3 separate regions of the Homo sapiens genome follow, and regions 2 and 3 are each linked to region 1. A link is an interaction called in ENCODE POLR2A ChIA-PET data of the cell type or tissue named here. Cell type or tissue: Caco-2. All regions are shown on one strand.

The links. Peaks named below come from ENCODE experiments on the same cell type or tissue, not always from the same donor. Only the 100,000 strongest peaks of a DNase experiment are listed, where the experiment ranks them.
Region 2: POLR2A ChIA-PET joins it to region 1 with 10 read pairs; 15 of 35 experiments call an interaction of 5 or more read pairs at or near these places.
Region 3: POLR2A ChIA-PET joins it to region 1 with 16 read pairs; 18 of 35 experiments call an interaction of 5 or more read pairs at or near these places.

The regions. Positions count from the first base shown.
Region 1 is chr13:44,433,097-44,437,096 of GRCh38, reverse strand. It overlaps TSC22D1 (TSC22 domain family member 1), which reads left to right. Exons shown (of 3, transcript NM_183422.4): 2 at 1,002-1,053; 3 at 2,214-4,000. The coding sequence ends at 2,471. Among named protein-coding and RNA genes, the nearest start is that of TUSC8, 29 kb to the right of the region's middle. RefSeq lists a silencer at 1,823-1,932 and an enhancer at 1,250-2,449. In Caco-2, no CTCF peak of the experiment used is centred here; DNase peaks (open chromatin) are centred at 206, 1,236 and 1,756; H3K4me3 peaks cover 2,683 bases.
Region 2 is chr13:44,378,306-44,382,305 of GRCh38, reverse strand. It overlaps SERP2 (stress associated endoplasmic reticulum protein family member 2), which reads right to left. Exons shown (of 3, transcript NM_001010897.3): 2 at 2,593-2,665. Among named protein-coding and RNA genes, the nearest start is that of SERP2, 6.5 kb to the right of the region's middle. In Caco-2, no CTCF peak of the experiment used is centred here; a DNase peak (open chromatin) is centred at 2,215.
Region 3 is chr13:44,355,471-44,359,470 of GRCh38, reverse strand. No RefSeq gene overlaps it. Among named protein-coding and RNA genes, the nearest start is that of SERP2, 16 kb to the left of the region's middle. In Caco-2, no CTCF peak of the experiment used is centred here; a DNase peak (open chromatin) is centred at 400.

The sequences.
Region 1 (4,000 bases):
AGGCCGCCGTGGAAACCTCCGAACCCAGCACCCCACTCCCTCTGAGCACGGCCCGCGCCAGGCCAGCCCACCCCACGAGCGGGATCTGGAGAATGGGGGCGGAGGTGGGGGTGGGGGGAGGCGGGGAAGCAGGGAAGCGGGAGGACCTGGAAGGGAGTAGGGGGCGGTCCCAGTGGCGTGCCGGCCAATCGGCGCAGCTCTTTCCTGCATATATTTTGCACTAAGACTGGGAGTCCTGGTCTAGAGCTGAGTGGAGCCCGGCTGCGGATCTGGGAAGCGCCTCTTCACGGCACTGGGATCCGCATCTGCCTGGGATCATCAAGCCCTAGAAGCTGGGTTTCTTTAAATTAGGGCTGCCGTTTTCTGTTTCTCCCTGGGCTGCGGAAAGCCAGAAGATTTTATCTAGCTTATACAAGGCTGCTGGTGTTCCCTCTTTTTTTCCACGAGGGTGTTTTTGGCTGCAATTGCATGAAATCCCAATGGTGTAGACCAGTGGCGATGGATCTAGGAGTTTACCAACTGAGACATTTTTCAATTTCTTTCTTGTCATCCTTGCTGGGGACTGAAAACGCTTCTGTGAGACTTGATAATAGGTAAATGTCGGCTAAGATAGTTTCTTTAAATTTATTCGTGGGATACTTATAATAATACAGGTGAAAGATAGCCAGGCGAATTCCTTTGTCCATTGCTGAGAGATTATGGTGACATGGATGTTGTTTTTCGAAATGTTAAAAAACCTTATTTTTGCAAGTCTGGCCAGAGAACAGGCTTTCCCCACATTATGTAATTTAGTCCTTTGTGGCTTACTAAAATAGGGAGATGCCTGGATATTCGTTAGTAAGAGAGGGGCTGGCATTTTCTGGAGGGTGATACATTACATAGTGTTAAATAACATTCAAAATATGATGCTAGCAATATCACAAAATTGGGAGATCCTTTTTATCTTGGAAGCTTAAGATAAATTCCATTTATCGATGACCTTTTTCCCTCCTCTTTTTCAGCTCCTCTGGTGCAAGTGTGGTAGCTATTGACAACAAAATCGAGCAAGCTATGGTATGTACTGATGAAAAATCATTTATACTAAATGTGGGCACAGCACAAAAATAAGATGTTTTGTGGAACCAGTGCATCCCTAAGTTCAGATGATGATGATTGCTCTTGATGCGCGTAGAAATGCCGGCGCTGTCTCCATTCGGCCAGCGTGGAGCCACCTACCACGGCAGCCGTGGAGGGAGAAAGGGGCCCTGCGGGTATTAAATGGTCTTCTTCCCCGGACTGGTTTCACACGACGGGATTTTCTCACGGTGACCCTTTTTGCTGGGGATTTATTAGGGAAGCGCTGGCCAACTATCTCCTTCGGCTGGTCGTGAGCACACCTTTAGCGATGTGGCTTTACTAGGAATCCTAATATTTTACTAGGGAGCCGGGAGGTGGGGAGGGCCCCAGAAGTCGGGATCCTGGATAAGGGTCTTCTAGACGGTGCACAAACGGGTCCCCGGTGGCGCGGGCTCCTTCACAATGAAGAAGAATCAGAGAAAAAGTTTTGTTTTCTTAGCCTGCGCCTGGATTTCTCCTATTTTTTATTTCCGCCTTGGCCGTTCTTTGTTATTGGAGCAGCGCCTGTGGCTCTTCTCACGGGATTCTCTGCCCACTGTTGCTAGGCAAACTCTGAACCTTTAATTCGGAGCTATAAATAACTCGGGCTCCCATTGGCTGCGACGTCTGCCCAGGTTTCTGTGATGTCAGCTTAATCACGAAAAGAGGGGGGCGGGGTGGAGGGAAGAAAATGCGGCAACATGTTCGGTAGGAACTGGCTGCAGCCGGTGCTGAAGGAGGCGGCTCCGGGCGAGCGCGGGGCGGGGCCTGGGGGCGGGGACGCGGTGGGCGCGCTGTGGCTTGGACGTCCCCGCTGCTGGTCTCAGTCGGGGACCCAGCGCCCGGCTCTGGCCCAGTCTCAGGAAGCCTTACTTGGGCGTTTCTGGCCAACGTCTGCAGAGAAGCACAGACTTTTACAAAGCTTGATCATTTATACGTTAAACTCAAGTATTGTACAGTCATGTTTGTATTCAGATTTCCCCAAGTGTCATTGAACCAACTTTAAAGGTGGAATATGTAAATAGTTAGGGAGATCCATGTAAAATAATGTCTTGGAAACTCAAAAGAGTCCAGAAAATACCAAATAATGAGTTAAACCTTTTCTGTCTTCTTTCCAGGATCTAGTGAAAAGCCATTTGATGTATGCGGTCAGAGAAGAAGTGGAGGTCCTCAAAGAGCAAATCAAAGAACTAATAGAGAAAAATTCCCAGCTGGAGCAGGAGAACAATCTGCTGAAGACACTGGCCAGTCCTGAGCAGCTTGCCCAGTTTCAGGCCCAGCTGCAGACTGGCTCCCCCCCTGCCACCACCCAGCCACAGGGCACCACACAGCCCCCCGCCCAGCCAGCATCGCAGGGCTCAGGACCAACCGCATAGCTGCCTATGCCCCCGCAGAACTGGCTGCTGCGTGTGAACTGAACAGACGGAGAAGATGTGCTAGGGAGAATCTGCCTCCACAGTCACCCATTTCATTGCTCGCTGCGAAAGAGACGTGAGACTGACATATGCCATTATCTCTTTTCCAGTATTAAACACTCATATGCTTATGGCTTGGAGAAATTTCTTAGTTGGGTGAATTAAAGGTTAATCCGAGAATTAGCATGGATATACCGGGACCTCATGCAGCTTGGCAGATATCTGAGAAATGGTTTAATTCATGCTCAGGAGCTGTGTGCCTTTCCATCCCTTCCGGCTCCCTACCCCTCACTTCCAAGGGTTCTCTCTCCTGCTTGCGCTTAGTGTCCTACATGGGGTTGTGAAGCGATGGAGCTCCTCACTGGACTCGCCTCTCTCCTCTCCTCCCCCCAGGAGGAACTTGAAAGGAGGGTAAAAAGACTAAAATGAGGGGGAACAGAGTTCACTGTACAAATTTGACAACTGTCACCAAAATTCATAAAAAACAATAGTACTGTGCCTCTTTCTTCTCAAACAATGGATGACACAAAACTATGAGAGTGACAAAATGGTGACAGGTAGCTGGGACCTAGGCTATCTTACCATGAAGGTTGTTTTGCTTATTGTATATTTGTGTATGTAGTGTAACTATTTTGTACAATAGAGGACTGTAACTACTATTTAGGTTGTACAGATTGAAATTTAGTTGTTTCATTGGCTGTCTGAGGAGGTGTGGACTTTTATATATAGATCTACATAAAAACTGCTACATGACAAAAACCACACCTAAAGAAATTTTAAGAATTTGGCACAGTTACTCACTTTGTGTAATCTGAAATCTAGCTGCTGAATACGCTGAAGTAAATCCTTGTTCACTGAAGTCTTTCAATTGAGCTGGTTGAATACTTTGAAAAATGCTCAGTTCTAACTAATGAAATGGATTTCCCAGTAGGGGTTTCTGCATATCACCTGTATAGTAGTTATATGCATATGTTTCTGTGCATGTTCTCTACACAATTGTAAGGTGTCACTGTATTTAACTGTTGCACTTGTCAACTTTCAATAAAGCATATAAATGTTGATAAACAAGTGTTTTTCATATGACCCTGTTAACATAATGGCAGTCATTTCCACAACTGTTTCCAGGTAAAGTTAACAATTTGACTAGTAAAATCCTGAAGGGCAGTGGAATGATTGGAAAAGTAGGGGCGTGATTTGACTGCATGAAGTAAAAGGAAATTGACACATTGAGTTGTTCAGCAGGTAAGAGAAGAGACAGTGGAGGAGTCCAGCTCAATTCTAACTACTGTGTGACTTGGACAGGTTGCTTCACTCCTGGACGGATGTAGGGGTTTGAAAGAGATGATCTCTTACATTCCCCTTTGGCTTTAAAATTCTAGGAGTCCTTGAAAATCTTAATTTTTTACTGAACTGAGAGGAAGAAGGAGCCTTATTCTGTGTATAATTGGAATAAGCAGATCTAGGATCAAAAGACGGAAGTTGGAGAAGCT
Region 2 (4,000 bases), 55 kb after region 1:
GCCACCAGGTCCGGCTAATTTTTTTGTATTTTTAGTAGAGACGGGGCTTCATCGTGTTAGCCAGGATGGTCTTATCTCCTGACCTCATGATCCGCCCGCCTCGGCCTCCCAAATGCTGGGATTACAGGCGTGAGCCACCGCGCCCAGCCTAAAATTTTAATAGAAGTAATCGTTCTTCTTTGAGAATAAAAAAAAAAGTCATAAAGTTTTATATTAGGTCTCAAAAAAGGTCAACTAGATATCTACAGTATGAGGAATATCTGGCTTTATCCATCCATCCATCCATCCATCCATCCATCCATCCATCCATCCATCCTAAGCACTAACTATGTGCTAAATACTAAACTAGGATCTACAAATTTAATGAAAAATAAACACTGTCTCCCCTGAGCTTATATCCTACTGGAGGGAAATGAACCTAAGTAAGTAAACTAAATAACTGCAACTGCTGATGAGGGTCATGAGTAAAATAAAATAATATGTGATGGAGACAGGAGAGACTTGGGATAAAGGGGTATGTAGATGTGTTTCCGGGGTTGCAGGAAGTTTATCTGAGGAAGAGCTGGGTGGCATCTGGCTGGCCATCAGCTAGACGTGAGTCAAGGATGTGCTGCAACTGTTAAAAAGTAACTGCAAGCCTGGGTCACATTAATAGAGGCAGAGTGGTGAGCAAAATCAAGGGCAGTGACAATCCTACTGCCTCTGTGGTGGTCACACTGCTTCTAGACCACCTTCTGCAGTTGCAAATGCTATACTTTTTTTTTGAGACGCAGTCTCGCTCAGTTGCCCAGGAAGGAGTACAGTGGCACGATCTCGGCTCACTGCAAGCTCCACCTCTGCAGTTCAAGTGATTCTCCTGCCTCAGCCTCCTGAGTAGCTGGGACTACAGGCGCGTGCCACCATGTCCAGCTCATTTTTTGTATTTTTAGTAGAGACAGGGTTTCACCATGTTGGCCAGGATGGTCTCGAACTCCAGACCTTGTGATCCTCCCCACCTCGGCCTCCCAAAGTGCTGGGATTACAGGCGTGAGCCACTGCGCCTGGCTTTTTTTTTTTTTTTTTTTTTTGAGACGGAGTTTCACTCTTGTTGCCCAGGCTGGAGTGCAATGGCGCGATCTCTGGCTCATGGCAACCTCTGCCTTCTGGGTTCAAGTGATTCTCCTGCCTCAGTCTCCCAAGTAGCTGGGATTACAGGCATGCGCTGCCAAATGCTACCCTTTAAGAAAGTCATTGAGCAGATCCAGAAGAGGAGTCTAGAAACCACATCTTATGAGGCAAGGTCGAGAGATTTAGGGAAGCTTAGTTTGCAGAAGGAGCCACCAGGCAGTCATCTTTAAAATATCTGATGATTCAAGGTGCTTAGAGGAGAACGAGTCCATTCTGTGTTACCCTAGGAGTTCAAATCTGAACAACTGAGAAGACAGCATAGTGTAATTCAAAACAGGAGAGACATTTCTAATAGAATTCCAGCAGACATGGAATAGGCTTTTTGAAGAAGTATTCAAATAGGGATTGGGTAAACAGCTGTTTAAAAGATGTCCTTAAAGATACTTCTTTGGGAATAGAGTAGAACTGTCTTTCTTTGAGTGTAAGATTTTCTCATCTTGGAATGCCAAATCATCTTTAAAATATTTGAGCCACAAGCAACAATAATGCCAAGTACTTTGGATCCTTCCTTCCTCCTAAGAGTTTTTGCTTCTTTGGAAGAGTGGTCTCTTGAAGATAAAAGGAACTGATCCATCTTAAATTTTTTTTTTAATTTTCATGATTTTAGGTTTGAATGCATGATTCATCTTTAGTCATGGGCTTCTCTTGTCATTGGGGCAGAGGCTGTCTTGCTGGGAGGCCTAAGCCTGAGCAGGAAGATGTGGACCTTCTGCCTCCCTGCCCTCAGTAACAGTGAGATGCTGGAGGGTGGGAATCCCTCAAGGCATGCTGTGTAGTTAGAAGAAGTGACCTCCACTCACAAGGATTTCTGAGACCCAACATATGGGGATCAGGAACCATGTCAAGGCTAGTTCAGCATGTAACTAGAAACAATGGCACGATGCTTCTGCTCATCTTCCCTGCATTTGTGTGTATGTGTGTATCTGCATGTGTGTAAGTAAAGCTCTCAACTTGCCACCTTACAGTATCAGGTGACCCATACCTTAAGGCTTGGGTCAAAGGCTCAGTTGTATCTAGGAAGTTGTATCTAGGAGCTCTGCAGAACTTTCTCATAAGGCATAAGGCCTCTCCCTTTCTCGGAATGTGGATTTATCACAGGCACACAGGTGTTTCACCTTCTGTTCTAATGCCCTTTTAAGGCTATGTCTGCACAAAAAGACTTTACTGAACTCTACAGTGTATACAGCCACTTTAACTACTCAGTGTAATCATTTTATGATTAGGATTTGATAGTGTATTAATTGTGTCTCTACCTATATTTGGAATAGAAACTAAATCAAAACCCATTAAGATTAAGGCTTAAGGCAGTGATAAACTTGAATCCCATACCAGTATGTTTTTCATCTATTTGCTTTGTGAAGAAAACGTGTGTTTTTCAAAGGCCAGTGGAGAACATGGGATATAAGTTCAGTGAAACACCCATACCTGAGCCACAGACAACAAAAACAAACAGTGCCAACAGCCATGGTCCCACAGGATATTTCTCCTCTTGCGGCCTCTAAAAGGGAATGGGAAAAAGTAAGATTAGGTTCATTGACTCAATAAACAATTATTTGAGTATCACTAGGCATTGTGCTAGGTGCTGGGGATTCTACTGCGAATGAGACAGACTTGGTTTCAATCCCTCAGTGGACAGATATAGATGAATGAAGTCCATTAAAAGGATTGAGACAGGTTTGTAAAAATTCATCCATAACCTTATTAACATCCCTGTAACTCAGTGAACTTGGTGGTCTTAAATATTCTGGGGACAGATATGGTATGAATACATAAACCAATATGGCGATTTAGGAACCAAAATGATATTAATAATAACTTTCCATCTGCTGAGTAATGCTCTGTGCCAGGCACTACACTAGGCAGTCTGCATTCATTATTTCTGGCAAGTATTATTATTTCCATTTTGGAGTTGAGAAACTGAGGCTCAAAGTTTGTTAACTTGAGCAAGAGCTGGGATTCAAATTTAGGTCTGCCTCATTATAAAGCCTGAGTATTTTCCATTAACAGATTCAATATTTAGTTTTTGCATCTGTGAATTCCAAGCAGGATCAGAGAGCACAGACATTTTCTGAAAACCTTTTACATAACCCCAAATTAGGAAGTCAGTACAGTGGAAATCCTTGCAACAACAGAAGCACCACAGCAATTGTGAATGGTTATGAGTGAAGCAGCATTTTGTAATAAAGCTCCTAAGCCTTAATAAAGCTTGCACTTGGGAGAAGTCTCTGAATTCTCTGGGAAGCAGAAGGGGACTGTCAAAACTGCATGAATGAAGCCCTACAGACCTCCTGCTTTTTCAAACCAAAAGCACAGACATAATAAGATCTTCCCTCCACAACACCTCCAGGTCTATGTGCAGGTAGGGCTTGGTCCTTAAACCCAAATCAGTCAGAACAACAAATATTTTCTGAGAGATGCATCAGAAAAGAAGTGAATTTCTCAAATAGAATGGGAGAGTGAAAAAAAAAACAACAACAAAGAACTCACTAATTATTTTCTGATTAGCTTGAAAAATAGGCTGCATTCAACACACGTTAAAGAATTCACATGCAAAACACACAAAGAAAAACGTGTTGGTAGAGTGGAATGTTCACAAGTATTGATTTGTGGTTGATCTCATAAAACCCAATTCCAGATTTCAATTAAATGTTGTTGACATTTAAACATTGTATTCAACATTGTAAAATATGGGCTAAAAGGTATGTTCATATCCATACAAATACCACAGCTTGACATTCAGACTGAAGGTATGTAATAGTGTTTCAAAAAAAACGAGTGGTGCTATCATCAAGGATGTAAGTTTTTGAAATGTTGAACAAGTTTTAGTAATGTT
Region 3 (4,000 bases), 78 kb after region 1:
GCACATGGCCTTGTCATTATCTTTCATATGTTGGAGGGTGAAAAGTAGGAGGGAGGGAAGGATTTGAATTCGTTTTCTCCCATCTTGGTCTAGAAAGGATCAAGGTAAATGTGCAGAGGCAGAAGTCCCAGGCTGAATTGTCAGAAAAGGCTTCAGGAGCCTTATAAATATTATGTATAAATAAACAGAAGAGCAAGAGCACAAAATGCTTCTCTTAATAGAATACTCAGGCCGCACCTGCCCTCCCGAAGGCTCTTCTGACAGTTCAGCTGGGACTTCTGCCTCTGCTGACATCCTGCTGCTCTCTTTTTGAGTTCTCCGGCTGAGACACACATTGCCCTGGAAAATGCTTATCTTTGTTTAAGGTCTAACTTACGCCTCAATAAGATTATAAATTCATCTAGAGCAAGAATCAGGTCTAATCAGCATTATCTTTGCACCTGCCCTTCAGCAAACATCAAACACCAAACCGAACTTAGTTCTGCCCACAGCAGGTGGTCAGTTATCATTTGACCAGATTGTTACTAGCAAGGAAAATATCTGTTTTAAGCTCTCTGGGATTTTTTTTTTCTTCTGAGTTTTCATTCGTTACTATCACCTCTTTTCCCCTCAACACTTGTGCAAATTCCTTCTTTTCCCTCCATGCTACCTAAAGCAGGAGCTCTTTAGCTTTTAGGGGCAGCTGAGGTAGAGCAGAAAAAACGCTGAATTTGGAACCAGAAGTCATGGGTTTGGGATCTGGAACTCTGTGACTTGGGAAGGCCTTGTTGTTCTATCTATAGAGATGAGTTAACAGTTTTCCCTCCATGGTGCTGCTGTGAGGATGAAGTGTGGAATAAGATGTCAAAGTGAGTTGTACTCTGTCATGATATGTAGGGAGGCACTAGGGTGGTTAGGGATGTGGCCTTGGGCACCAGCTTGCCTGGGTTTGGATCCAACTCAGCATTATTGCTGTGGCTGTGCCACAGACACTCTGGGTCTCAGATTCCTGATCCATTCAATGGGGATGTTAACAATACTCACCTCACAGGCTTGTTCTGAGATTTCAACAGTTAACATGTGTGTAGACTTACAGTAAGCACCATGTGAAATGACGATGATGATGCAATTATAAAGGGTTATTATTACAGGCTGCAGATAAATTCCAATTGTATCCCCGTTTTTATATTTTATCATCTTTTTTCCCCTCAGTCTGCAAGGTCCTTTTCTTCTTTTCTTCTTCTCTTCCCCTTCCTCTTCTCCTTCCTTCCTTCCTTCCTTCCTTCCTTCCTTCCTTCCTTCCTTCCTTCCTTCCTTTTTCTCTCCTCTCCTCTCCTCTTCTCTTTTCCTTTCCTTTCTTTCTCTCTCTTTCTTTCCAGGGTCTTGTTCTGTTACTCAGGCTGGGGTGCAGTGCTGCAATCACAGCTCATTACAGCCTTGAACTCCAGGGCTCAAGTGATCCTCCTGCTTCTGCCTCCGTAGTAGTAGCTGAGACTGTAGGCATGTTCTACCATGCCCAGCTAATTGATTTTTACTTTGTGTAGAGACAGGGTCTCCCTATGTTGCCCAGGCTTGCAAAGTGTTTCTACTGATATTTTACCATCATTTAAATCTCTATGTCTAAAATGGATCATATTATTGCAATCCAAGTTTCCCCCAAACCTTTTCTGCTGCTCAGCTCTACTACTGCCAGTGAGGGATGGTCCTCAGTTCTTAGTTGCCCATGTTTATCCCCACGTATTTATGCCCACAGTTATCCTTGACTCTCTTCTTCCTACCATCCTTCATGTCCAAGCCATCAATGGGGTGTGTGCTATTGCAAACATACTTATGCTTAGCCAAAAGGGATGGAGACAGTGTCTTTTGTGATAAGAAAATTACTATGAGACCAAGTCAGTGGGGGACACACTGGATTCAGTTCAAAAGCACTGACCACAGACTCAGTTGGAGATCCTTATTCTTGTTGTTTCCTCAGCTTTAGAAACAGCAACCAAGGCTTTGCTCCATGGATTGTGGATCACAACATTTCCTACTCTGAAAGCTTTGTCTTGACCTCCAGGTCTCAGTCAGGGTCCCTGAACAGGTACCAGATGTCTCCTTCATAGGATTAAATGTGGTATAGGATGTTAAAATGTATATATATATATTTTTTTTTTTGACAGGTTCTCACTCTGTCACACAGGCTGGAGTGCAGTGGCATGATCTCAGCTCACTGCAACCTCCACCTCCCAGGAACAAGTGGTCTTCTCACCTCAGCCTCTCGAGTAGCTGGGACTACTGGCACGTACCACTATGACTGGCTGATTTTTGTATTTTTTGTAGACAAGTTCTCACTATGTTGCCCAGGGTGGTCTTGAACTCCTAAGTTCAAGTGATCCACCCGCCTCAGCTTCCCAAAGTGCTGGGATCACAGGTATGAGCCACTGCTCCCAGCCAAAGTGTAATTTTACCTTTTTTTGTGTGATTTGATCAGTGTTGGCGTCTCCTTTGGGCTGTAAACTCCATAAGGATGGATACCTTACCAGCTTTTACTCACCATGTTATCCCCAGGACCAAGCAGAATAAAGAAAAATGGTATCAGTTGACTGAATATATAAAAACCAAAACACACTAATATTAATAAGATTAAAGAGCTACTCAACGTTTAGTCAGAATTCCAGACTTCTAAATCTTCAGTGCCCCCACCCCCTGCCCTTTTTTTTTTTTTTGAGATGGAGTCTTGCTCTGTTGCCCAGGCTGGAGTGCAGTGGTGTGATCTTGGCTCACTGCAAGCTCCACCTCCCGGGTTCACACCATTCTCCTGCCTCAGCCTTCTGAGCAGCTGGGACTATAGGCGCCCGCCACCACGCCTGGCTAATTTTTTGTGTTTTTAGTAGAGACGGGGTTTCACTGTGCTAGCCAGGATGGTCTCCATCTCCTGACCTCGTGATCCACCTGCCTTGGCCTCCCAAAGTGCTGGGATTACAAGAGTGAGCCACGGCACCCGGCCTTCAATCCCTGTTTTAAAGATAGAAGTTCAGATCAAATTAAACTCATATCAGAGTGGTTAAGGGTGTAGGTTTTGAGTTCAAATCCTGACTTTCTACTTATTAGCTAGGTGACTTAAGACAATTACTTGACTTCTCTAAATCTCAACTTCATCACTTGTAACACCAGTTTAATAATACTTAATCTCCTCAAGTAATGCATAACACTTGGTGAAAGTAGCAATTATTATTGACCAACTGTTTTGGCTGGAGGTTCCACAGGATACAAATTAATCCTCTCATGTCATTTCTGCATAAGAAAATAATGGATAAATGACTAGCAATGGGCCACAACTAGTTTGCTAAAGATATAAACCACTACTTTAAAGAGTTCTGGGAATCTCTCTTGGTTTGAAAATAAAAACACATTTGTGTTTTTGATTACATATATCCTAATACTATCTGAACTGTATTAAAAAAAAAAACCCTAGCACATGCTTAACTTGACACGTTTATGATCACATTTTCTCAGAGCAATTTCCATTGGATGTGTTGTTTCACAGATTGTGTTACTAGCGAGTTAGGCAAAATGGAAAATAAGATATCAAGTTGACATCTTGGATAGATGAAAATACAGATTAATGGGGCAGGGGAATTCACTCAGGGCTGTAAGGAAGTACACTGTAAGTTGAGCAGTAATTTCATTAGAATATGCCAGAAGATACAGGCAAATTGCCAGGCTGGGATATGACAAAAGTGAATACATTGGCTTTTACTGTCACAGCAGATTGTCAGATTTTTTTAAAGGAATGATTTTATGGGTCTATACATTGGAAGGAAAGAAAAAGAGAAATTCAGGGCTGTTGCTTATGAGATAGGTTGAAAGCGTGATCAGAAAAGCAAGATAAATAAAATATTTGGCATGCAAGCCCATAAGAGGACACAGATAAAATCTTTGTGTTTTTTTTCCTTGGTTGCTGTTAGAGCAAAACAAAACAAAACAAAACAAACAAACAAAAAAAGAATGAGAATTTGAACATCTGGGTTCTACTCCT